3 separate regions of the Mus musculus genome follow, and all the other regions are linked to region 1. A link is a loop called in an ENCODE intact Hi-C map of the cell type or tissue named here. Cell type or tissue: heart. All regions are shown on one strand.

Region 1 (8,000 bases):
CTAAAGAATTCTTGAATTTGCTGGTCTCCAAACAACACTAAAACCTAACCTCACTGGCCAGGTGTGGTAGTGAAAACATTGAGTCCCAACAGTTGGGCAGCACATCTCCAGGAGTTTGGAGCCACGGGGCTCTACTGTGAGACCCTGTGTAAACATGCATAAAACCTCACACGTTTTCATTTACCTAACCAGGTGAATGTATCTTGCATGCTAAGAATCAATGTTTATTTCTGAAGATGAGAAGATTAAAGTTCAAGAAGTGACTTTCCTACAAAATAAAAGGTTAAACGTATTTGCTTTTATGTTATTAGGGGGAAGGGCAAAGGTTTTCTTTTCTTTTCTTTTTTTTTATTTATGCATGTGTACACAGGTGATTGTCAAGGCCAGACAGTATCAGATCCCCTGGAACTGGGGTTACAGCAGTTTTGAACCTCCCACTGTATGTGCTGAGAATGGAACCTAGGCCCTCTACAAAGAGCAGCAGTGCTCTTAACCATTGAGCCACCTCTGCAGTCCAGTTCTTGTTTCAGAGGTTCAGATAGAGCCTCCTGTAGCCAAGGATAGCCTTACACTCCTGATCCGCATATACCTCCATCTCTCACGTGCTGAGATCAGAGGTATGTGTCACCACTCGCAGCTGCAAACTTCATTTTTTACTTTTCAGTCACTATTCTGAAAGAGTGAGTAACGACAGGATGCCCCTTGGATAGTAAGAAATATCAAAATAAGCATAGGAAACAAAAAAATTAAGAAACTGCTTTAATGGGATGCTGCAGTGACCTGATAAGAGGATAAAGGGTATGAAATAAATGAGACTGTAGACAGAGGCGGGGAGGCTTGAAGTCAAAGAAAAACAGAAGACTTCAATGTACCTTAGCCCCTAGAGAGACTCCTTTACTTAGCAGTTCAGCCATTGCTAGCTTATGTGATTGGGTTAGTTGGATAATCCAATATCTTCTTTTTAAATGTATTATCCATGTATGTATATGTGTGTGAGCCATGCCCTAACACATATGTGGCAGGCAGAAGACAATGTGTAAAGTCACATGGATTTGGGAGATCAGATGCTGGTTTTTCAGCCCTCACAGTAAGCACTTTACCTGAGATGGGCTCCAATTTCTTTTTCCAGTGAGCATTTGCTGAGTGCCTACTAGGTGCAAGACACTATGCTGGTCCTTCCAGTCCCCACAGATACAGTTTAACAAGACTTCAGGCTATTCATTCCACCCTGGAGCTCAGAAGACTGGACAGTAAAGCAGAGATAGAGATGAACATAAAGTGCTATGGAAGTCCGCAGAGAGCTGGCCTGAACCAAAGACTCAGGTAGAGCAATGTGTAAGCTAAATCATAACGTGGTACCTGTGACTACCATCATGCTGAGTTTCAGTCATGGTCAATGTGAGATCTGAGTGGCAACTCCTTTACCAAAAGATATACAACTCGTAGGGCCCACTGCACAGGTCTGTACAAAACAACTCATCAATGATGAATGACCCTCTGGTTAGGAAGCAAAATGGAGATGTGGAGAAGGTAACTTTCCAGCAAGAGAAAAACCATGAAGGTATGTAGGTCAGAAAAGGGATACTACTAGTACTGTATTTTTATAACGATTTAGTTACCCTATACTCTTTTATTTAACTCTCAAAAAAAAACCTGTGAAGGGGTTGGGGAAATGGCTCAGTAGTTAAGAACACTTGTTGCTCCTGCAGAAGACAGGGGTTCAGTTGCCAGCACCCAGATGATGGTTCACCAACATCAGTGACTCCAGTTCCTGGAGATCTGATGTCTCACAACATCACTCTGACCTCTGTGAGCACAAGGCATACCCACTCATACAGACAGACAAAACACCCATACACATACCTCTAAAACAAATAAAAACCTGTGAGGTACACAAGACGTGCACAGTCTTCTCACGCTACTTCTCCTGTTTTACAAATGAGAACCCTTAAGGCCTGGGGAAGAAAAACATTGATTGGCTCATAAATTACACAGCTATTTAGTGTCGAGGGCTCAGACCTAAAGAGTTTTCAACACAAATCCCAGCGAATTCTCTTTGAACTCCTTAACATCCTACAACAGCCCAAAACCTCAATCACTGGATTACAAGGTTGTCAGGCCTTACAAGAGGAAAAAAAAAAAAAAAAAAAAAAAAAATGCTGCACTGACTCTGGGAAAGCTCTAAGAGAGGTGACTGGATTGATAGGAAGGCAGAAATCCCTACATAATCAATGTGTGGGGGGGAGGGGTACACACACACAAACAAAATGAAAACACGCAATAGCTCATCACTGGAATACAAGATCTTAACGTGTGCCTACTGCGCCCCCCCCCCCCAAAAAAAAAAAAAAACTAAAGGATGATGACACTTGGCGAGAATGACAACAGTATCAATTAAAATAGATCATCTAAACAGTGGACAGCAAAACTACCATTCCGGACAAGTGTCAGGCGGGATCAGAAGCGCGGGGGGAGGGGGGGGAGCGTGCCGTGTGCGTGTGCGGACGCGCGCGTGGAGGATTACAAGCCAAAGGTCGCAGCAAGAGTAACAGATGGAGCAGGCATGAATGGATTGCGGATGACGAGGAGCAGACGATGTCTCAGGGGGAGGGATGGGGAGGAGAGGTGGAAAGACGCATGACGGCAGGAAGAAAAGAAAACAAAATCAGAGTTCCAGCAAAACAGAAAAGTAGACGGAGCCGCCGGCAGCCCGGGTGGCAGGCTAACTACGGCGGCAGCGGCTCGAGCCGATGGCTGCTGCCCAAGGACACAACCGTCACCCCGGCGGGCGCCGGCTGCAAATCCCCCTGGGTACCTGTAACCGCGGTTGGAGGCCCGCGGCGGAATCCGGTAGACGCTGACGTCGGGCTTCACACACAGCACGGACTCATATTCCAGCTCTGCCGCCATCTTGGCTCCGCTAGCGCCGCGGGGGCGGGGCACGGGTGGGGGCGGGCTGAGACGCCGACGGCTTCCTTCGCGTCACTTCCGCTCGGGTACAGCTTCGAGGTTAACCTCTAGGCGGCGCAAAACCTGTTACAATCTGGAAACGCTGATGCGCCTGGCTCGCCATCTTGAGTAACGGCAAAGACAGGCTCAGTGGTAGAGCACTTGCCTGCCAAGGCCTCGGGTTGGGCTCTTTCCCCAGCGAAAAATTAAAAATAAGAATTCAGTTCTCTTTTACCTACCTTCAAACGGTAACCAGAAAAAAAAAAAAAAAAAGTCACTGAATATACGAAAACAAAACAGAGGTTGGACAAAATGAATCTCTGCTTTCTCATTCTGTTCTCATAAGCAAGTGTCCAATGCATAATCTATTAAGTGCTACCATGGGGTTGTTTTGTTTTTTTGCAATTTTGTAGGTTTTGTTGGTGACTTCTCCATATTAAAATGACTGATTACAGTGCTAAATGCTATCTAGCATCCCTCAGCATGAGTAGCCCAGCTGGCTACACATCACGATGAGTACTAAACAGCTCTATCCACAAATATGTTCTTTGTGCACTCGCAAATAAATGTAAGCTTACAACAGTGTAACTTAGAAATGTTTTAGATGGCACTGACTTCAAGTGGCAAAACCAAGTCTGATCTTATCTTGTCCCCCCCAAAACACCAGTAGCAGCCTCTTTCATTGCATTCTATCGACTGGTTGACTTTTACTTCTGATTGGTCTGCTTTGCCTAGCAAAGCCAGTTCAACAAGAATTAGACTTTAGGGTTGGTGAGATGGCTCAGTGGGTAAGAGCACCTGACTGCTCTTCCAAAGGTCTGGAGTTCAAATCCCAGCAACCACATGGTGGCTCACAACCATCCATAACGAGATCTGACTCCCTCTTCTGGAGTGTTTGAAGACAGCTACAGTGTACTTACATATAACCAATAAATAAATCTTTAAAAAAAAAAAAAAAAAAGAATTAGACTTTAATTGGCTGGTAAGGATGTAGAGACTGGCTACGGTTGCCAGGACTATAAATTGATCCAACGCTGCTTTGAAGGGACATTTAGCAGAACTCTCCAAATATTAAGTGGGTGTAGCCTTTAACAGTTCCACTAGCTTTTTGTTTGTTCATGTCTGTTTATTTGGAGACAGAGTTTCAATGTAGTCCAGGCTGGCCCTCATCTCATTATGTACTAAAGAATGACTTTGAACTTGTAATCCTCCTGCCACCATAGTACTGGAATTACAGGCATGTGTCACCACACTCTTTTCTTTTCTTTTTTTCAGTGTTTTGGATCACATCCAGGGTTTTGTGAGAACTAGGCAAGCATTCTATCAATTTAGCTACATCCCCAACCAAAAACTTTTTTTTCTATCATATACTTCTCCAACACATGTTATAAAGAGAATACATACACTGTGGATGGAGACATAAAAAAGAAAACAGACAGAAAAAATGGTCTTTTACTGGTTTCCTATTTCTAAACCTATGATCTCAACGGAAGCCTCGGTCATGTTACTATACCGCATTGAACTCTTTCGTTTCCTCTTTCTGGATCAGCAGTGCTGACAATCCCTTACTGAGGCCCCAGCCCCTGGTTCACCTTTCAAGTGCTATGTATTTTTTTCTCCCCAAATCTGGTCATCCTAGAGACTTCTGGTTTCACATAGTTAACTCTCCCTAATCTTACACTCCTTCTTGCCACATGTAAGGTATGATATACGATAACCACCTGCAGCTTACTCCAAGAATTTGTAGTTTGTTTAGTATTTTAAAACCAACAAACATAATACGGGATATTAGCAAAATAATGAGGAAATACACACTGGCCTCTTCTACACGTGCAGCACACCATTTTCCATGGTCTTACAGTGTCCTCTCTGATTTAGATGGCCATATTATCCTAATTTTCCTGGTGGTGGTTTGTTTGTGGCAGCATCCCATTCTCTTGGCCAGGCTTCTCCTGTTTCTGCTTCCTAAGTGCTATTACAGGTGCAAGCACACTCACCTCCATATTTAGTTCTACTTCTGAACATGTATGTCCACATATGTTTCTCACTTACTCCTTAGTAAGATCTTGAAGTCTAATTTAAATATCACTGTCTCTGGGATTTGTTCCTCATCTTCTGTTTGCTTGCTTGTTTCTTTTTAATGTACGAGTGCTTGTCTATGGGTACCACAGAGACCAGAGGAAAGCACTGGATTTCCTCAAGGTGGAGTTACAGATGATGATGCTTAGAACCAAACCCAGGTTATGTGGCATGGCTTGGCTCTTCCCTTCTTTCCTCCTTTATTCCCCTTTGAGCATCAGCTGAGGTTCTACAGCTCCCCTGGTCGGATGTTTTTCTTTTAAACCAATAATACCGTCCTGTGCTTCCATCTGAGTCAGCCCTTAAATTCTTATATTATGAGGTACCCTAAAGGAGTTCCCAGTTGCCCCCGTATCACTGGTCTTCAGCACAATTTCTAGTATATCGTAAGAACTGTAGATATATTTGTATTATATTATCATTACGACCTGGTTAGCATTTGTTCAAATCTCAATCAAAATAATTAATAATGCCTTGACTGTGACATTAATCCCAGCACCCAGGAAGCCCAGGCCAGCAGAACTTGATGAGTTTAAGGCCGGCCTGGGCTATGTAGTGAACACCTGCCTGATTGGGGAATGGGGGGATGTTAGGGTGCCTTAACTAGAATTCACTTCTACCCACCACTGGAGGACAAGTAGCTTACATAGCTCACAGGTTCAGATTAGCTGCTGAAAAAAAAAAATCTCTCTTCTGTGTGACTTCCCACGTGTATGTGATTTAGCCACGTTGTAGGAAAACACTTTTCTTGGAAATGATGTCACCTTGCCCATTTCAAACTGTGATTACTTTTAATGCAATGTAACCATGAAAATGAGTCACATATTTATTTACTTTTTCAATCATCTTTACCCACACATAAAAAGTTATTTTTAACAAGTTTATAAATTCTGCCTTACACCTTTGTCCAGAACAACATTATCAATGGTATTTATTAGGGTATAATATCCCTAACTCTTGAGGCTGGAGAGATGGCTAAGCAGTTAAGAGCTACTTTTCCAGATAGACCCAGGTTCAATTCCCACCACCCACATGGCAGTTCACAGCTGTCTGTAACCCAATTCCAGGGGATCCAACACCCTCACACAGACACACATGCAGGCAAAACACCAAAGCTCATAAGATAAAAATAAACCATTTTTAATAAACTGGCCTCACACAGGATTCTCAGAGATCCATCTGCCTCTGCTTCCTGATTGCTGGGATCAAAGGCATGTGCCACCACACCTGACTTGTCTCATAATTTTTGAAGTAATATTTTTCACCACATGGCACTATACCATCTGGGCAGCACACAAGATGCTAGTTACAGAATCGTGTACATAAACTTTTCATGTAAAATAAGCCAAAAGTTATTTCTCAAGTATAAAAAGTGTAGAGTCTTTTTCCAAGGTGTTGTCGGATCCTCTGAAGTTGGCAGTCACATTAACCAACACAACATTCTATGTGTAGACTTAGCTACACATAGAAAACTTAGAAGGGGACACACAGCCAGCGTCTGTAACCAATTGGGAAACGCATTTGAAAAGAGACCATGAAAACGAAACTTAACTCCTCTTTAAGCATGTCTGCACAGGATCTTTACGGTATACATGTACTAGATGTATAATTCAAAATACTTTTAGTAGAAACCTGGACCTGCAAGATGGATGAGTGGATACCTCACCTGCCATGCAAGTCCAATGACCTAAGTTCGACCCTTAGAGCCCACAGTAGACAGCTGCAGACAATGACAGCCAGCCCTGTGCTTCACAGCACAGCCGAAACAAGAGAGACCCTGCCTCAAAAAGGTAGAAAGAGAGAAGCAACTCTTGAAAGCTGTCCTTTGACCTTCCCACACAGGTCATCTCACACACACACACACACTAAAATTAAACAAATGAACAATTCAACAAGTACATGTAGGAAACATGACATCAGCCCTAGCATAGGTCCATGTAATGTAAATTAAACAGTGGAGAGTGTCACCCATTGACCTAAGTGTAGCCACTCTTACTCCTTACACACGAATATTGTGCTGTAGTTACTGAGTCAGGTTAAACTAGCCCAGCCTGCAACTCTCAGTTGATAATCTCTAAATCTGAGGAGTAATTTGTTTGTTTGCTATTCTCAACATCCTGAGCAGCACATGGGACCTGACAAGTATTTAGCCAGGAGCTCAAAATGACTTTGAGTCCCAGTCCTTTGAGTCAAACCCATCTTTGCCTATGTGGAGAAAACGAGATCAGGTCATTAAAAAGCCGAAGACTCGGTCTCAGTTGGGGACACTGGCTTAAAGTTGAAAATGAGAAGTTAGGATTCCGTTTCCTGACGATTTCAGGGAAACCTGTCCTCTTGCTCTGCTGCAGCGACTGCAAAGGATGATTCAGACCCAGGAGGCTTGAGGCTGTGATTCACCCTCAAAGAATCCCCATAACAAAAATGTGAGGCATGTCTCAAGCGCTAGCTGCAATTAGAAGAGTAAGGCACTAAGCCTAGCGTTTGCTTTTCACACCAACTGTAGCCATTCCTTACTATGCCATGAAACTGGTGGAGTCGGAGTAAGGGTGCGTCATTAAGAAAATATGTCTTTCCAGAGTAATGCTTGCTGCGTGAACAGTCTTGCGCGCTGTGGTTCAGAGCTTTGATTATCAGGAAAATTCTTTTAAATGTTCTTACTACATTTATTTATGCGTGTGTGTGCCCACATGCGTATGTGTGTTCTGGGCCTTACGTTCAGAGGTCAGAGGATAACTTGCGGGGAATTACTTCTTTCATTTCTCCATGTGGGTTCTGGGAATCAAACTCAATTTGTCAGACTTGGCAGCAAGTGCCCTTACGCACTGAGCTATCATGCCAGTCCTACAATAGAGTTTCTTTAAAGGTATCTGTTAAACAGAGGTTTTGAGACAAAGGCTAAGATGTTGTGGACCAGGAGGCCCCCACCCTTCTCTTCCAGACAGGAGCTCCCATTTGCAAAAGCCCACTGAGAT
Region 2 (8,000 bases), 130 kb after region 1:
TTCCAAAACAAAACAAAACAAAACAACAAAAAGAGGACAACTTTGTGGACTTGGTTTTCTCCTGACACCATGTGTGGGTCGTGGGGATGAAACTCAGGTCTCCAGACTTGGCAGCAAGTGCCTTTACCTGCTAAGCCATCTTGACAACCTTCATTATTTCTAATGTGGCTACAGGAAAATGGAATGTTGCACCAAGTGGCTTGGATTCTCTTTCTACTGGCAGGCACTGGCCTTTGGGCTTTACTATTTCTTTAGCTGCTAGATTCAGTTGCTGTGGTAATTAAACGGCGCTTCCGACTCAGTGCTTCTAGGAAAGAAAAATGACGAGAGCAAGGGGGTGCAACCTCGGGGATGATTTTCTTGCGCGGTCCGGTTCACTCCACCTCAGTTTTCTCAGCAAGCATCCGATTTGGCAAAGACCCTCCTTTAAGGAGAAAGGGACCAGGTTTGCTTCAGTTCAGTCCATCAGTCTAGATCTCTGCCCAGAAAGCTAGGGACTGAAGATGCCTTTCCTTCCTCGAGCCTATACCAAATCACTCTTCAGGGGAGGGGTCGCCTTCCCTCCCCCGCACCGGGAGTCAGAGCCTAGAGCCTCAGTGTCACACGTTTATCACGTGCTCAGCTGCTTCACTCTGGAGCTCACCTGAAATGTGCCTGCCTCCTGCAGGCCATCGCAGGCCTCTCTGTAAGCTCTCCTTTCGCGTACCCAACTTTTTAGGTTTCTTTCAGTGTGGTAGTGAAGTACTTGTCTCAAGTTTGTCTTTCGAGAGACACACAATCCCTAGGTAATAGTATGTTAGCAAACGTTTCTTATATGAGAATCAGTTACCCTAGACTGATTGTTCTGGGGGTTTAACCTAGAGCCGCGGCAAGTGCTATACCACTGCGAGACACCTCCACCCCAGCTCTTAATTTTTTCTTCCCGCTTGAGAGCTATGCACTCAGCAAAAATCTGTAAGTTGAATTAGATATTTGTTGTGTTTCTAGATGCTGTTAATCTCAAAACAGAGCTGAGAGAGGCAGAATTCACAATGGGTGGGGTGGCGTATGCTGTGGTGAGGAATTGGGGCTGTGTACTTCACTTGATCCTTCTTGGAGCCTCAAGTCAAGAAGGCTGCCTTCACACCTGGATGCGTTTTCTTGGACTGCCTCGCCTTTCCCTCCTTCAAGGCGAGTACACCCAGCCTATAATGAAAACGCATTATCAATTCTCTGCTTCCTGCTCCTTGGATGACTTTCAACTAAAAGCAGCACTGACTCTACTCTGCGTTTAGACTGATTCCATCCCGACTGCCTTCAAATTTGCCCGCCCTCCAAACTTTGTTTTAGTATTTTTTTCTGTGAAACAAAAAGGCTGTCGGCTCTTGAAAAGGGGAAGGAATTTGGAAGCGCTTTGAGGGGAAAAAAAAAAGAACCACGAGGAGGATGTGGTAAAAAGCAGGAGGGGGTGGGTGATGGTGGTTGATTGCAAAGGACAGGGGCTGGGGGTGGAGCGGTGAAGATCAGATAAGAGGTCACTGAATTCCTGGGGTCACAGGTTAAGGATTGGGGGGTGGGAGGTTGAAGGCTCCACCCCTTGCAGAGATTATAAATAGGTAGGCTGGGCTTCGGGCTGTGATGCTTTCGGTGATAGTCCTTAAGCCTTCTGAGAGCGGCTTCTGTAGGACCCGAGGAACACTTGCTGCCGAGAACATTGGCTGGATACCTCTAGATCTACCTTAAGACTTGAGAACTAGGTTGGGACCATGGGGACAACGAAGGTAAGAGCTGGTTGTTTTTATTTGCTTGTTTGGGGTCCTCACGGAGGTAGGTCGTGGTGCGGATCGCCGTGCTCCGGTTTCTCCTAAGTCACCGAGCCATCCGGACGGAGGCCTTTTCTTATCAGCTCCAGCAAGCAATTCGATACTAGTGTTAGCGTTCTAGGCATCTCCTACCTGACGAGGATCCTCTCGGACACCTTCTTAGCACGTGAAAGTCACCTCAGAAGCTGTTTGCCTCTCGGGTGTGTTTGAGGTAGCTGTGATGAGAGCGAAGAGGGTAGGACTTGGCCGCGGGGGTCTCGGAGCCAGCTGGAAGGCTTGGGAAAGGCTTAGACCTTGAGAGGACGTGGGGTTGGCTTGGGTTTGCTGTTCAGCATCCCGCTATCGGTCCTTGGGTTCCCGGTACTGTGGGGAGGGAAGTCCAGTTGTCCTTACTATGGTTGTGAGTGCAGGATGTATCGGAGTTAGTGTGGGCGGAGGGAGGAAGGCAGTATTTGTAAGGAAAAGGGCATTTCCACGAAGATTAACTTGGAAATTAAGTAAATTAAGAGACCGTGAAAAAAAAATCAGGATAAAAGAGGGGATGTCTGTAAAGAGGGTTTTACAACAAGGAAAGGGCCTTCGCCTGGAAGGGACAGCACTTAACCACCGAGAGACTGGGAGGCTGCCGGGAAGGTCAGCTCGCTGCTAGACGCTCCCAGCCTGCCACCGGGAGTGACCTTAAGAGGAACTTAAGGACAGGTGAAGAGGTTGTAGCAGGCCAAATAGGTCGGCCTCAGACTCCAGTTTTGAGATGTCCCTGCCTGCTTGAGTGATTTCCCAGCAAGGTGAGGAGATGTCTGCCTGATCCCCCCTTGCTAAAAATGGCTCCTAATAATGTGTTTAAAATGAGCAGAGGCTCTGGCCAGCTGGGCGGAGAATGGTACCATATTTAGAGAACAGGAAGACTCTCAAGAGGGCCCAGGATGTTGCTGGTGGGTTGGGTAGTCTAGAGATAAGAAAAATAAAAATCTGAGCATAGCACCTCGCACCTGTGACTCCAAACCTGAGAGGCTGAAGCAGGAGAAGTGAGGAGCTGACTTGAGGTTAGCTTGGAGTACAGAGCGTGGGACCTCCTCTCAAAGAGAGGAAGAGGAGATGAGAGAGAAACAGGTGGTGGGAGAGGAGAAAAAGGAATTCACACGGTTAGTTCCGGTGCTTGGGGGTCGGGGGGGGGGTGGTGCGGGGGGAGAAGGGGGTCACCTGCCATCTACCATGCTGGTGTGGCTGCTCCTTCCTGCTCCTGTTCTGGCCTCTACAGTCTGTGAGGCGTGGTGGACCCACATGGAGTCTGGTTCTGCCCTCTATGCTTTGAGGGGTTTGGGTCTGTTATGTTTTATGTTTTGAGACAAGATCTCACTGTAAGCCTGGACTAGCCATGAACTCACCGATAGTATTCCACAACCCTGCATTCACCGTTCCCTAGGGCAGTCAGATACCTGTGTCTATCTGGTGACGTTTTTGGTTGCCTTTTCTTTTTGAGAAATTTAGTTCAGGCGGACTTTGAACTCAGGATCCTAGGGTTCTAGGATTACAGTTGTTCACCACCCTAGTCCGGCTGGTGAAATGGTCTTGTTTTTGCTTTTCGGTTTTTTTTTTTTTTTGTTTTTGTTTTTTGAGACAGGGTCTCACTGTGTAGCCTGGCTGGCCTGGTACTAGCTATGTAGATGAGGCCAAGAGAATTGACTTAAATTCCTTTTTAGGTCTTTCTCTCCAAATGCGCCTGAAATCCTGGCATTCTAAGCAAAGGCAGGAGAAATGCCTTAAGATGGACTCCAAGCAGGCATCCTTGGGAAGGGAAAGAATGTCACTGGTCAAAGTGTGTAAGCATTTCCCCTTGTCTGCTTGCTCTCCAGGTGACCCCATCTCTGGTGTTCGCCGTGACTGTTGCCACGATCGGCTCTTTCCAGTTTGGCTACAACACTGGAGTCATCAATGCACCTGAGACAGTGAGTGTGCCGAAATGAAAAGGGATTGCAAACTGAGTTTTAAGTAGGACTGGGACTTTAAGATGCCTGGCTAAGGTGGGGGAGGGCTAGCACACTGTGGAAGAAGCTAAGGCAAGCTCTTTGCTCCTCAGGCTCTGCCCCCTCACCGAGTTGTGATCCTTTTCCTATATTATTCTTTAGGGATTCCTAAGAACGTGGGAAGTCGTGACTGGGTGGGGTGCCCCTTTGAACATCTGTGCTGCCACCTACTGGACGTTTAGGGTGATGCCCTTTTCAAAGCACGTGCCTTTCCTCCCTCCTGATCCTGGCCTCTAAGGAAGCCACCCTAGGATTTGCCTACTACTCTCATCGAGATTTAATGGTCTGTCCTCACACTGTGCATTTTTTCGTGCAGATCCTAAAGGACTTTCTTAACTACACTTTGGAAGAGCGGTTAGAAGACCTACCAAGTGAGGGACTGCTGACTGCCCTCTGGTCCTTATGTGTGGCCATCTTCTCTGTTGGTGGCATGATTGGCTCTTTTTCTGTTGGACTCTTTGTCAACCGCTTTGGCAGGTACTGAGCAGACACTGGGCCAGGAGTCTGCCTGCACTGGTTACCCGAAAGACAGCAGAGCACATCGGGTCAGGGGGATAATGCTGTGTGGGAACGTGTTGGGTTATCCTTGGGGAAAGCTAGTCCACCTGCCTAGAGAGCTGCGATGTGAGACCTTGCTCTCGGAAGTTCCCATTTTAGCTCCCAGGCTGGTTTAATTTTGCTAGAGTGAGGTCAGCAACGGAGTTCCTTAAACTTCTTTTAAGGACAAAGGTTGCTTCTCCCTCCCACCCCACCCCCAAGGCAGTCACTGGCTAACTGTGTAGACCAGGCTGGCCTCTATCAAACTCGGAGGTCCAGCCGCCTGCCTCTGCTTCCTGGGTGCCATGACATCCAGCCAGAAGTTATTTTTGTTTCTGAAATTTTTGGAGACTTCTTGGAAGTCTTTTCATTATTTTATAAAATAAATATTTTCGGGCTGGTGAGATGGCTCAGTGGGTAAGAGCACTCGACTGCTCTTCCGAAGGTCTGAAGTTCAAATCCCAGCAACCACATGGTGGCTCACAACCATCCGTAATGAGATCTGACTCCCTCTTCTGGAGTGTCTGAAGACAGCTACAGTGTACTTACATATAATAAAAATAAATAAATCTTAGCTGGGCGTGGTGGCGCACGCCTTTTAAAAAATAAATAAATAAATACTTTCTGCAGCCCTTGCCATGTGGAAAATGTAAATGATGGCTAAATAACTTGATTTCCCTCCCCAAAGAGACATTGATTGATATAGTACCATGTCTTAAGGGTCATATGCTTCCAGAGATGACTGGTAATGGAGTCAAAGTCACATAAGATACTCAGCCGGGCAAGACAGCGCAAACACACAATGCTAGCACCCCAGAGACTCAGGCACGGGGATTATGGGTTGGGGCCAGCCTGGAATCCACAGGTAGAAGGAAAGAACCTACCTACATGAGTTGAACTCTGATGACCTCCACAAACAATATAGCACATGCTCTCTGTGGAATATACATCTTGCCACACGCAAACACAATTAAAGTGAAAAACTTCGTTATCTTAAAAAGTTAAATTTATATATTCTAGACATGTAAATTGAAATCATGGTAATTAGTAAAGCAAACCTATTATTGGATAATGCTTATCTGTTATTTTGTTTTTATGTTTTTAAATTTATTTACTTTATGAGTACACTGCAGCTGTCTTAAGACACAGCAGAAGAGGGCATCAGACCCCATTACAGTTGGTTGTGAGTCACCATGTGATTGCTGAGAACTGAACTCAGGAGGACCTCTGAAAGAGCAGTCAGTGCTCTTAACCACCGAGCCATCTCTCCAGCCCACTATTTTGGTATTTTTAATGGTGTCTCATGACTCAGACTCCAGTGACTTTTTCCCTTTAGACAAAGAACCTCACTAAAGAAGAGAATGGAAAAAGAGGTGTTTTGGGTTTTTTGTTTGTTTGTTTGTTTGTTTGTTTTCATTTGTTTGTTTTGTTTTTTGGGGGGTTTTGTTTTTGTTAAGACAAGGTTTTTTGTAGCCATGGCTGTCCTTAGACCAGGCTGGCCTTGAACTCAGAGATCAATCTGCCTCTGCCTCGGGAGTGCTGGGACCACAACTTGTCGTAACTTTTTAAATTTTAACTTAAGAGTTTTAAATTTTTTTCCCCTCTTAATGGTATTTGTGCATCTTGGCTGCACACTCAGGAGTCCCAGGGATACCTCGTACTCTGAGACAATTAAGTGGGTCCCTAGGGCATGGGAACTATGTGTCGACATTTTCCCAGCTCCCTTTATAGTTTATTAGTCTATTTGAGCAAAGAATCTCACAGGTCCGCTGGGCATGGTGGTGCTCAGGAGGCCAAGCAGGTTTGGGGCTAACCTGGGCTGCACAGCGGGACCTTTTACCGCCAGAATCCCAAGGCCCCTCAGCCACTGAAGGTTCTCAGGGCTAGTCTCTTCTGTCTCAGCTGTGTCAGTGGCTCTGCTGCCAGCTTAGCTTATAAAGCATTAGTCACACCAGTTTCAGTACTGATTAGTACTAACTAGCCCTTAACTACTTGACACAGACCTTTTGAGGATTCAGGAAAGGATTAAAAAAAATTGTCCTAAATATCCGACCGTCTTTGCAGTATGAGTTCTGTAATGAAATGTGATAAAATGGGGCTGGCACGGTAGCTCAGTACGGAGAAGCCTGTGTCATGAAGCCGATGACCTGAGGTGTGTAAGTCCTCGGGATCCACATAAAAGTGGAAAGAGAACCAACTCCAGCCAGCCACAAAGGTTGTCCTCTGAACTCCACATGTGCCCTGTGGCACACTGGCACCTGGACACTCAAACACAAACACAGTACAGAATAAAAAGAAACCCTAAGGTATAGCGAAGTGGTGAGGAGGGTCCCTCAAGTCCACAAGCCCACAGCAGCAAAAAGGAAAGAGATTGACATCTACGGAGGCTTCAGAAGAGCAAAAGGATGAGGAGAGACAGACAGGGGATCTCTCTCGCGCGCGCGTTACTAACCACTTTGTCTTTAACCTTGCAGACGCAACTCTATGCTTCTAGTCAACTTGCTGGCCATCATTGCGGGCTGCCTTATGGGATTCGCCAAGATAGCGGAGTCTGTTGAAATGCTGATCCTGGGCCGCTTACTCATTGGCATTTTCTGTGGCCTGTGCACGGGCTTTGTGCCTATGTACATTGGAGAGGTGTCTCCCACTGCCCTTCGGGGTGCATTTGGCACACTAAACCAGCTGGGCATCGTTGTTGGGATTCTGGTAGCTCAGGTACCCTTACAGTTTTATGTATTATAATAATAATGGACGCTAGCTAGCTCTGTGCGCCATGAATGAACTGACATACGTGAAGCACTCTATCTAGATCTGGCATGTGTTCAATTGTGTATTTATATGTACATGTTTCAGATATTACTGTAGTTCATACGGTACCTAATGATACAGGCAGGGCCCAGAAAGAAATAGAAACAATTTGTTTTCTCTTTCCTATTTATGGTAAAAGGATACGTGATTTTTTTTTTTAATGGTGCAATTATGGCATAGAAATACAATTGAGGTTAAACATTTCTCTTTGTCTGCATCTAAGATCTTTGGTTTGGACTTTATTCTGGGCTCTGAAGAACTGTGGCCTGGGCTCCTTGGCTTAACCATCATTCCAGCTATCCTGCAAAGCGCAGCCCTTCCATTTTGCCCTGAGAGTCCAAGATTCTTGCTCATTAACAAAAAGGAGGAAGACCAAGCTACAGAGAGTAAGTGCTGCTTGCTTGTCGCCTCAGGAGCGTGGTTCTGTGCGTGGTTAAGGGTGAGGACATTGGGTGTGTTTCTTGTCGCCCCCCTTGCCTGGATCTCCATGTGCAGGAAGAGTTTTCTGATTGTGGACTTTTGCTGACCCGGGCAGCTCTGTGTCTGGGAGACCAGGGATCTGCGGACCTGAAAGACCTATAGTCTATTGCTGTGCACAACCTTACTTCATTTTCAGTGTGTGTACCTTATATACACGGATGTGACAAAGAAGGTCGTTTGAGTTCAGATGAACATGTAAATGAACACCAGTGAGAGCATACTAAATATTAACCTAACAGCACAGCCCTTTCTCAGAGCTTCCTCAGGACAGACCAACTTAAACACAATTGCCTGGTGCGTACTATAGATGATATCTGGGAAAGCATGAAAGCGAGGCAGGAGGCCATGT
Region 3 (8,000 bases), 68 kb after region 1:
CTCCTCACTTAGGAGGCAGAAGCAGGCAGATCTGAGTTTGAGAACAGCCTAGCCTACTTGAGTTCCAGAACAGCCAGATATAGTTCAATGCAATGGGTGTTTATGGGGAGACAGGAGGGGGTTTGCTTAGCTGTGCATTACATTTGGCAGGGTAGGTTACAGTGAATAGAAAGGGCTTTATGTAGAAAAGGTTTTAATGACGGGGACTCGGTGCTTACAAAATTGTTGCAAGTGCTGCAGCATCTTAGAAATGACTCCAAGAGGGCTGGAGAGATGGCTCAGTGGTTACGAGCACTGAATGCTCTGCCAGAGGTCCTGAGTTCAATTCCCAGCAACCACTTGGTGGCTCACAACCATCTGTAATGGGATCCGATGCACTCTTCTGGTGTGTGTCTGAAGACAGCTGCAGTGTACTCATGTAAATAAAAAATAAATCTTTAGGGAAAAAAAAGGGAGAAATGACTCCAAGAATTCAACTACTGAGCTCATCTTCCAGGGAGCCTCAGAGGGTAAGGAATCAGCACTGTGTTGCTGACATTGTTAACTTGATGACCCCACTGAGCGGTGCTGTGAGCCAGGCATCAGAAAGCTACTGTTGTTGCTACTATGGCCTTGACAGCCAACTATGCCCATGAAGTAATAGTGATTAGTCCTGGAATGGTAGACTAAAGCCAGCACTGTCCCATAGTCATGCTAGCAAGCCATAGGTGCTTTATTTTACATTCCATATCTGTAAAGTATGCAGATCATAATTTATAGCTAAAAATCCTGGCCTCCTTTATTAATTTCCACCCTATAACTCCAATAAGTAGTTTTTGACATTTTTCAACACCTGCTTTGTATGAGATACTTTTCAACTTTGTATGAGATACTTCAACAGCTGGAAGGTGCATCAGGCCAAGTCCCTGTTACAAAGACCACAGACCCAGGTTGTCCAGGAATATTCTGTGTAGTGCCAGGGAAGTGTTAGTGATCACACACACACACAACAGACAGGAGCTGATCTGATGCAACTCACAGCAGGGTCTTAATTCTTTTCAAGCTAGCTCATCCCCGACTTGGTGGAGAGGGAACCTAGAATATCTATTGGGGCAAGGTTTTATAGTAAGCAGCAAGTTGGGGATAAGTGTGCAAGCATCTAATTGGAAAGCTACTATGGCCTTTAGCATAACTGGCTGGTGCTGGAAATTAAATAATAAACTTAATTTTTACTCCCCTCTGCATTGGTGGCTGTTAGGCAAGGGGTGGAATTGTAACCTGGGGAGGCAGATGTGTTGGGGTAGTAACCTGGGAATGTTGGTCTTGTTAGGGGTGTAACCTGGAGATGCAGGTCTTGTTGGGGGTTGAGCCTAGAGACTCGAGCTAGGCTCTGGTTTTGTTGGGGGCTAACTTGGACACTAATGCTAGGTACTGGCCTGTTAGTTTACCTGAGTTCAAAGTTAGGTCAGGTTCTCTAAAAATGGAGTCTGAATTTAAAGATTTGGCCTCTCATCTGTACTTAGCAAAGAAGACCCACTCCTCAGTTCTAAAAAAATTTGAGATAGTCCATCACTCTAATCCCTGCCTACAAGAACCATATGAGAGAGCCACATGATGGTACACAGCTAGTTCTTGGGACAGAGAGGCAAGGGTGACCTAGAACTCCTGATGTCCTGCCTCTTCCTCAAAGGGGCTAGGATCACAGGTGTATCCCACCACACCTGGCCTTTAGGTTTCTTCTGTCTCAGAAATACTGCGACATTCATGTTTCCCCAACTTCCTTTCAGATAAAGTATTCTGAACTTTCCCTAACAATTTGCCCTATTGGCTGGAGAGGTGGTTGGACGGGTAAGAGCACTTACTGCTCTTGAAGGAGACCCTCATTTGGTTCTCAGCACCCATGATGTCATTCACAATCTCCTGTAACTCCAGTTCCAGGAGACTCTTCTGATGGTCTTGGGTTTCTGCATGCATGTGGTACACATAAGTACACTCAGGCACGCGCACACACACACACACATAAAAATAAATATTTACTTTAATTAGCCATATCAGACTGATCCCAAGCAATGACTCTTATGTTTAAATCCCCTCCTAAACTATGCATTCACAAAGTCAGAGAGAGATCCCTCAAACTACCCTTAGTATTTACTAGTGTATTATGGTCATGATTCTAAAACGAGTGTTCATTGAACTGAAATTGAGAGAAATCTAATTATTCAGCTTCTTCACATCTTAATTTTAAAATATATATATATATATATATATTTATTATTTGTTTTGAAACAGGGTCTCACAGTGCAGCCCTGGCTGGCCTAGGACTTGCTATATAGAGCAGGCTAGCCTTGAACTCATGGAGATCTGCCTGTCTCTACCTCCAAAGTGTACTTGAATACAGGTGTCTATGGAGACCAGAGTCTATTGACTCTATCAGAACCTTCTGGAGCTGGAGTTCAACACAGGTCAGAGCTACACAATGTGGGTGTTTGGGAATCAAACTGAACCATCTCTCCAACTCCCCTAAAACACTTTTGAAGCACAAGGGACCAGCAGGAAGGAGACCAAGGAAAGTGGGAGGTAGCCCAAGGAAGGGTAAGTGGGGAGTGAGACTATAAGCAAAATGCAATATGCATGTTTGAACTATCCTTAGGTTCCCCAACCAATGACTGACCTAACTTGAGATCCATCCCATGGACAAGAACCAATCCCTGACACTATTAATGATACCCTGCTATGCTTGCAGAAAGGAGCCTAGTGTGAAAGGCTCCACCCAGCAGCCAATGAAAACAGATGCAGAGACCCAAAGCCAAACATTAGATAGAGCTTAGGACGTCTTGTGGAAGAGTTGAGAGAAGGGTTTGGAGGGACTCTACAAGAAGACCTACAGAGTCAACTAAGCTGGACCCTTGGGGGCTCCCAGAGACTGAACACCAACCAAAGAGCATACAAGGGTTGGACCTAGACCCCCCTGCACATATATAGCAGATGTGCAACTTGGTATTTATGCAAGTCTCCCAACAACTGAGACTTACCCTGGGTCTGTTACCTGCCTGTGGTTCCCTTAACTGGGTTGTCTTATCTGGCCTCAGTGGAAGAGGATGTATCAAGTCCTGCAGTGATTTGAAGTGCCAGGGTGGGTTAGTACCCAGGGGGGGACCTCCCCCTTCTTAGAGATGAAGGGGAGGGGCAGTTGGGGGAGGGGCCATCAGAGGAAGGACTGGGAGGAGGTGGGGGGCTGGAATTGGGAAGTAAAGTGAATAAATTAATGGAAAAATCCTAAAGAAACTCATAGTTTTTGCATACTAATTAAAAAATAAACAATAACAGAGCTCCTTATACAAAGGTGCTTGCCACTAAACCTGACTACCTGAATTTAATCTCCAGGACCCATGTAGTAGGAAAGAAATGACTCTTAGCCGGGCGTGGTGGCGCACGCCTTTAATCCTAGCACTCGGGAGGCAGAGGCAGGTGGATCTCTGAGTTCGAGGCCAGCCTGGTCTACAAAGTGAGTTCCAGGACAGCCAGGGCTATACAGAGAAACCCTGTCTCCAAAAAAAAGAAAAAAAAAAAAAAAAAAAAGAAGTGACTCTTGCAAATTGTCCTCTGACCTCCATACCCATATTATAAGACCTGTGTACTCAGGCACTCACACACGTATAACTGTAAATTTTTTTTAAAAGATTTCTTTATTATATGTAAGTACACTGAAGCTGTCTTCAGACACACCAGAAGAGGGCATCCGATCTCATTATGGATGGTTGTGATCCACCATATGGTTGCTGGGATTTGAACTCAGGACGTCCAGAAGAACAGTCAGTGTGCTTAACTGCTGAGCCATCTCTCCAGCCCAATGTAATTTTTTTTTTAAAAGGAAAATTAGGGGAGCCAGATGTAGTGGCACATGCTTTTAATCTTAGCACTCAGGAGGCAGAGGCAGGCAAGTCTGAGTTTGAGGATACCTGGTCTACATAGAGAATTCCTGGCCACCCACATCTTTCTATATGAGAGAGACCATGTCTCAAAAATAATCAGGGGGCTGCAGAGATGACTCAGAGGCCCAGAGTACTTGCTCCTCTTGCAGAGGTCTGCTTCATGGCAGCAACTAGCTGTGAGTGGAGTGCAAGATCTTGACACCCTCCTCTTGCCTTCTTGGTCACCAGACATACATGTGGTGCTCATACATACAGCAAAGTAAACACTCATATAAATCTCTTTTTTAAAAAAATTAGGTCCGGGCAGTGATGGTGCACGCCTTTAATCCCAGCACTTGGGAGGCAAAGGCAGGTGGATCTCTGAGTTCGAGGCCAGCCTGGTCTACAGATGGAGTTCTGGGACAGCTAGGGCTACATAGAGAAACCCTATTTAGAAAAAAAAAAAAAAAAGGGCTAGAGAGATGGCTCAGCATTTAAGAGCACCATAAATGTGATTCTTGGGGGAAGGAGCTATTTTATGCCCTCTTTGCTCCCAAGTAACTGTAGTGCATATTTCTTTAAAAAAAAAAAGATTTTGTATATATAAGTACACTGTCACTGTCTTCAACACACTACAAGGCATCAGATCTCATTACAGATGGTTGTGAGCCACTATGTGGTTGCTGGGAATTGAACTCAGGACCTCTGGAACAACAACCAGTGCTCTAACCACTGAGCCATCTCTCCAGCCCTAGCTCCAGGTTTCATGATAAAGGTTCAATTTAAAAAAATAAATAACAAAGGCCAGGTGTGGTGGCGCATGCCTTTGATACCAGCACTCAAGAGGCAAAGGCAGGTGGATCTCTGTCAGCCTGGCCTACAAAGCGAGTTCCAGGACAGCCGGGGCTTGTTACAGAGAAACCGCATCTCGAAAAACCATTAATAATGCTAACTAGAATGTCTCAAATGACAAAGCACCATGAGTCATAGATGGACCTTGAGAAGTCTCAAAAAGCAGTTAGACATGAGATAAGCAAGAAAGCCATGGCTGTATCTTGGAAGCTGTGTCCCTGATGACCACAGTGCCCCTCTGTGGTTAATTCTCGAACTGCAGATGGACTGTTCCTGCCATATCAAGAACTAAGATACCAGAGCACTTTCAAGCACGTGTGTACCAACCTCCAAGACCTCAGCCTCATACTGCTGTTCACAGTGAAGTCTTGACTCCCCCTGCCTTGTGGCCTTTCTTAGGGGACTGTGAGGGAGGTACACCCCATAGGGTGATACCTCAGCCTGTGAGCATGTCACTTACCTCATAGTCATAGAAACTTTTAAAATTTATTTATTCATCTACTTTGCATCCCTACCACAGTTTCCCACCTCTCCTCTCCTCCTAGACCTTCCTCCATAAAAGAAGCCATGGTGCAGTACCCACCATGATGCCGCCAGTTCTCCAGTCTCTTCCGAGGTTCTTAGTGGTAGCCCACCCCCATCTCTCATCGGAGTGCCTGCTTGCTTTGCTAGGTGAACTTCTGATTGAATGGTATATGTCTCTTAACTCAGTTCTTTCAAGAAGGCAAGAACTAAGGCTGTGCGATAGCTTAGCAGGGAAAGGCACCTTCTGCCCTGCCTGATGACCCAGGCTGATACTCCAAACCCCTGTGGTAAAAGGCGAAAACCAACTCTCACAGAATGTCTTCTGACTTCCACACATGCCTCCTCATAAATGTATTAATAAATAAGAGTCAAGAGCCAGTCAGTGGTGGCACATGCCTTTAATCCCAGCATAAGGGAGGTAGAGGCAGGCAGATCTCTGAGATTAAGGCCAGCCTGGTCTAAGGATACACAGAGAGACCCTATCTCAAAAAAAAAAAAAAAAAAAAAAAAAAAAAGCCAATGACCTTGTAACAAATATTCTAACATCTATTTTTTGAATTGTATGATTTCTGATGAATGAATAGACATGTGAAACAGAATCAGAGTGACATAGTGTAGACATATGTTGTTTCGATAAATATTGCCAGCTTTCCAAACATTTGGGGGGGTCCCATTTATCCATTTACATACCCATTAACAATGTATGAACTATATGTGGTGGTTCTGAGTTTGAGGCCAGCACTTAAGACTGAGACAGGAGGATTGCTACTAGTTCAAGGCTAGTCTGTGGCACAGAGTAAGACCCTGTCCAAAGAAAAAGCCAAAACCAGAGCTGGAGACATGGCTCAGCTGTTCAAAGCACTTGGTGCTCTTCCAGGACAAGAGGGAGGGAAGGAGGGAAGCAGGAAGAGACGGAGAGGGAGAGAAGGAGGGAAAGGAAGGGAGAGAGGGAGGGAGAGAGGGGGGAGGGGGAGAGAGAGAGAAATCTTTTTTTTTTTAATAAAATGGCAAAACCAAAGCCAAGTGTGGTGGGCCATACTTGTTACCTGGTATTCAGGATTGCTGCAGCTCTAAAAGGAAAGGTTTCTCCTATAAGTGTTACAGCTCTGCTCCAAGGCTTCTCCTACAGAAGTTACTACCGTTCTGCTCCTGTGCTGGGGGAAGGTCTCCCAAAAAAAGTGTTACATCTCTGCTCTAGCTGAGGAAGTTTTCCCCAGCAAAAACTGTTATACTCTGCTCTGAAAGGTATCCTGGCGATTGGGAGCCAAGGACTACCACAAGGTTACACTGCACAACAAACTTCACATAAGAGATATATTGGAAGCCCGGCAGTGGTGGCGCATACCTTTAATCCTGGCACTTGGGAGGCAGAGGCAAGTGGATTTCTGAGTTTGAGGCCAGTCTGGTCTACAGAGTGAGTTCCAGGACAGCCAGGGCTACACAGAGAAACCCTGTCTCGAAACCTCCCTGTCCACCCCCACCCCACCCCCCACCCCAAAAAAGAGATTTATTGGGAGGGGATAATCTCGGAGGGAGGCTGCCTCTGCTCAGGAGTGAAGTTACAGGGAAGTGAGCAGAAAACAAGGTTTATATAGGGATTATGGGGGAGGGTGGGGCTTTCTAGGGTGGAGACTGGTGGGATTTCAATTCCTGATCTTGGACTTGGTAAGGTTTCCTGTTCAGAGATTGGTGGACTTCTTTTTCTTGGCCCTGATTTGGGCTCTTTTACCCTACAGGATGATCAGGAATTTAAGGACAGACTCAACTACACAGCGAGTTTGGGGCCACCCTGAGCTATATAAAGACCTTATCTTTAAAAAAAAATCCAGAATAATGTATGACTGTCCTATTCTCTGATGCTTGCTTGGCATTCCTTTCTTTCCCCTCCCTTCTCCCTTGTCTCAGCCTTCCGGTGTGTGCCTACTGGCATAAGGAGCTTTAATTTGAAGTTCCCTAGCGATTTACTCACGTGCACACCTTTGCACACGCGTGTTCGTTCACTGCAAATACCCTTTTTGAGAGGTGCAGTTCTTGATCTTTATGAAAACCCTGCCAGCCCCAGCTCCTCCACACTCCTCAAAAGTCACGTTATCTTGCTGACTTGAGCCAGCAGTTACTGCAAGCCTGGCCTTCCGCCTCCCAAACCTAGCCGTGTTGTCTGCTTGACAAGACACCAGCGGGGTAGCAGACCTTTATGATACCAAAGCGCCAAACCCGCACCGGAGTCCTTTTGAAGACGAAGGGGAACACATGGGCTGTGAAGGGGCTCACCAGCTCCTTCCACGGAACCCGCTCTGCGCCCTCCTGGGGGAGTAGAGGCGCGAGGGGGTTCCGTATCTCTTAAAGCAGCAATGTCAACTCCCTCTTAAGGGAGGCACGGAGGATGGCGGGGCCCAGGACGTGAAGCCTCAGGGCGCTGACACGTTCGGGGACCCCAGACTACGCCTGATCGGTTGGTGGCCAGGTGAGGAGCAGGACGCAGGCGACAGGCCGCCCTGGAAGGGACCCTTGCTTTCGCCGTAAGTGGAGCGTGCAGGGTGGACGGAGCGAGCAAGCGAGCGCCGGGCACGTTTTCCTCCGTCAACGGACCCTTCCGAACGGAAAGCGGGCTGGCGACGGCGCGGGGCTAACGGCTGCGACGGTGGCGGTGGCGGCGGTGCTGTCACTCCGGCGCGGCGCCCGGAGCAGAGCCGGGCTGCGAAGCGGGCGGTTGGGCGGAGCTCGGCACCGGGC

The links. A loop is a pair of places that touch in the nucleus more often than their neighbours do. Peaks named below come from ENCODE experiments on the same cell type or tissue, not always from the same donor. Only the 100,000 strongest peaks of a DNase experiment are listed, where the experiment ranks them.
Region 2: it touches region 1 in a loop (3-fold over the local background); 9 of 42 quality-filtered maps call a loop at or near these places.
Region 3: it touches region 1 in a loop (6-fold over the local background); 20 of 42 quality-filtered maps call a loop at or near these places.

What each region holds. Positions count from the first base shown.
Region 1 is chr6:122,869,479-122,877,478 of GRCm38, reverse strand. Necap1 (NECAP endocytosis associated 1) reads right to left here and starts at 2,922. Exons shown (of 8, transcript NM_026267.3): 1 at 2,816-2,922. The coding sequence starts at 2,910. In heart, a CTCF peak has its summit at 3,024; DNase peaks (open chromatin) are centred at 2,968 and 4,498; H3K4me3 peaks cover 1,971 bases; H3K27ac peaks cover 1,021 bases.
Region 2 is chr6:122,736,136-122,744,135 of GRCm38, reverse strand. Slc2a3 (solute carrier family 2 (facilitated glucose transporter), member 3) reads left to right here and starts at 1,391. Exons shown (of 10, transcript NM_011401.4): 1 at 1,391-1,760; 2 at 3,656-3,748; 3 at 4,143-4,303; 4 at 6,838-7,078; 5 at 7,395-7,557. The coding sequence starts at 1,746. In heart, a CTCF peak has its summit at 3,999 (motif pointing left); DNase peaks (open chromatin) are centred at 1,605 and 4,005; H3K4me3 peaks cover 3,088 bases; H3K27ac peaks cover 2,227 bases; H3K27me3 peaks cover 1,528 bases.
Region 3 is chr6:122,801,599-122,809,598 of GRCm38, reverse strand. It overlaps a transcript of Slc2a3 not described here. Among named protein-coding and RNA genes, the nearest start is that of Foxj2, 15 kb to the left of the region's middle. In heart, a CTCF peak has its summit at 4,992; DNase peaks (open chromatin) are centred at 4,988 and 7,678; H3K4me3 peaks cover 1,030 bases; H3K27ac peaks cover 938 bases; H3K27me3 peaks cover 389 bases.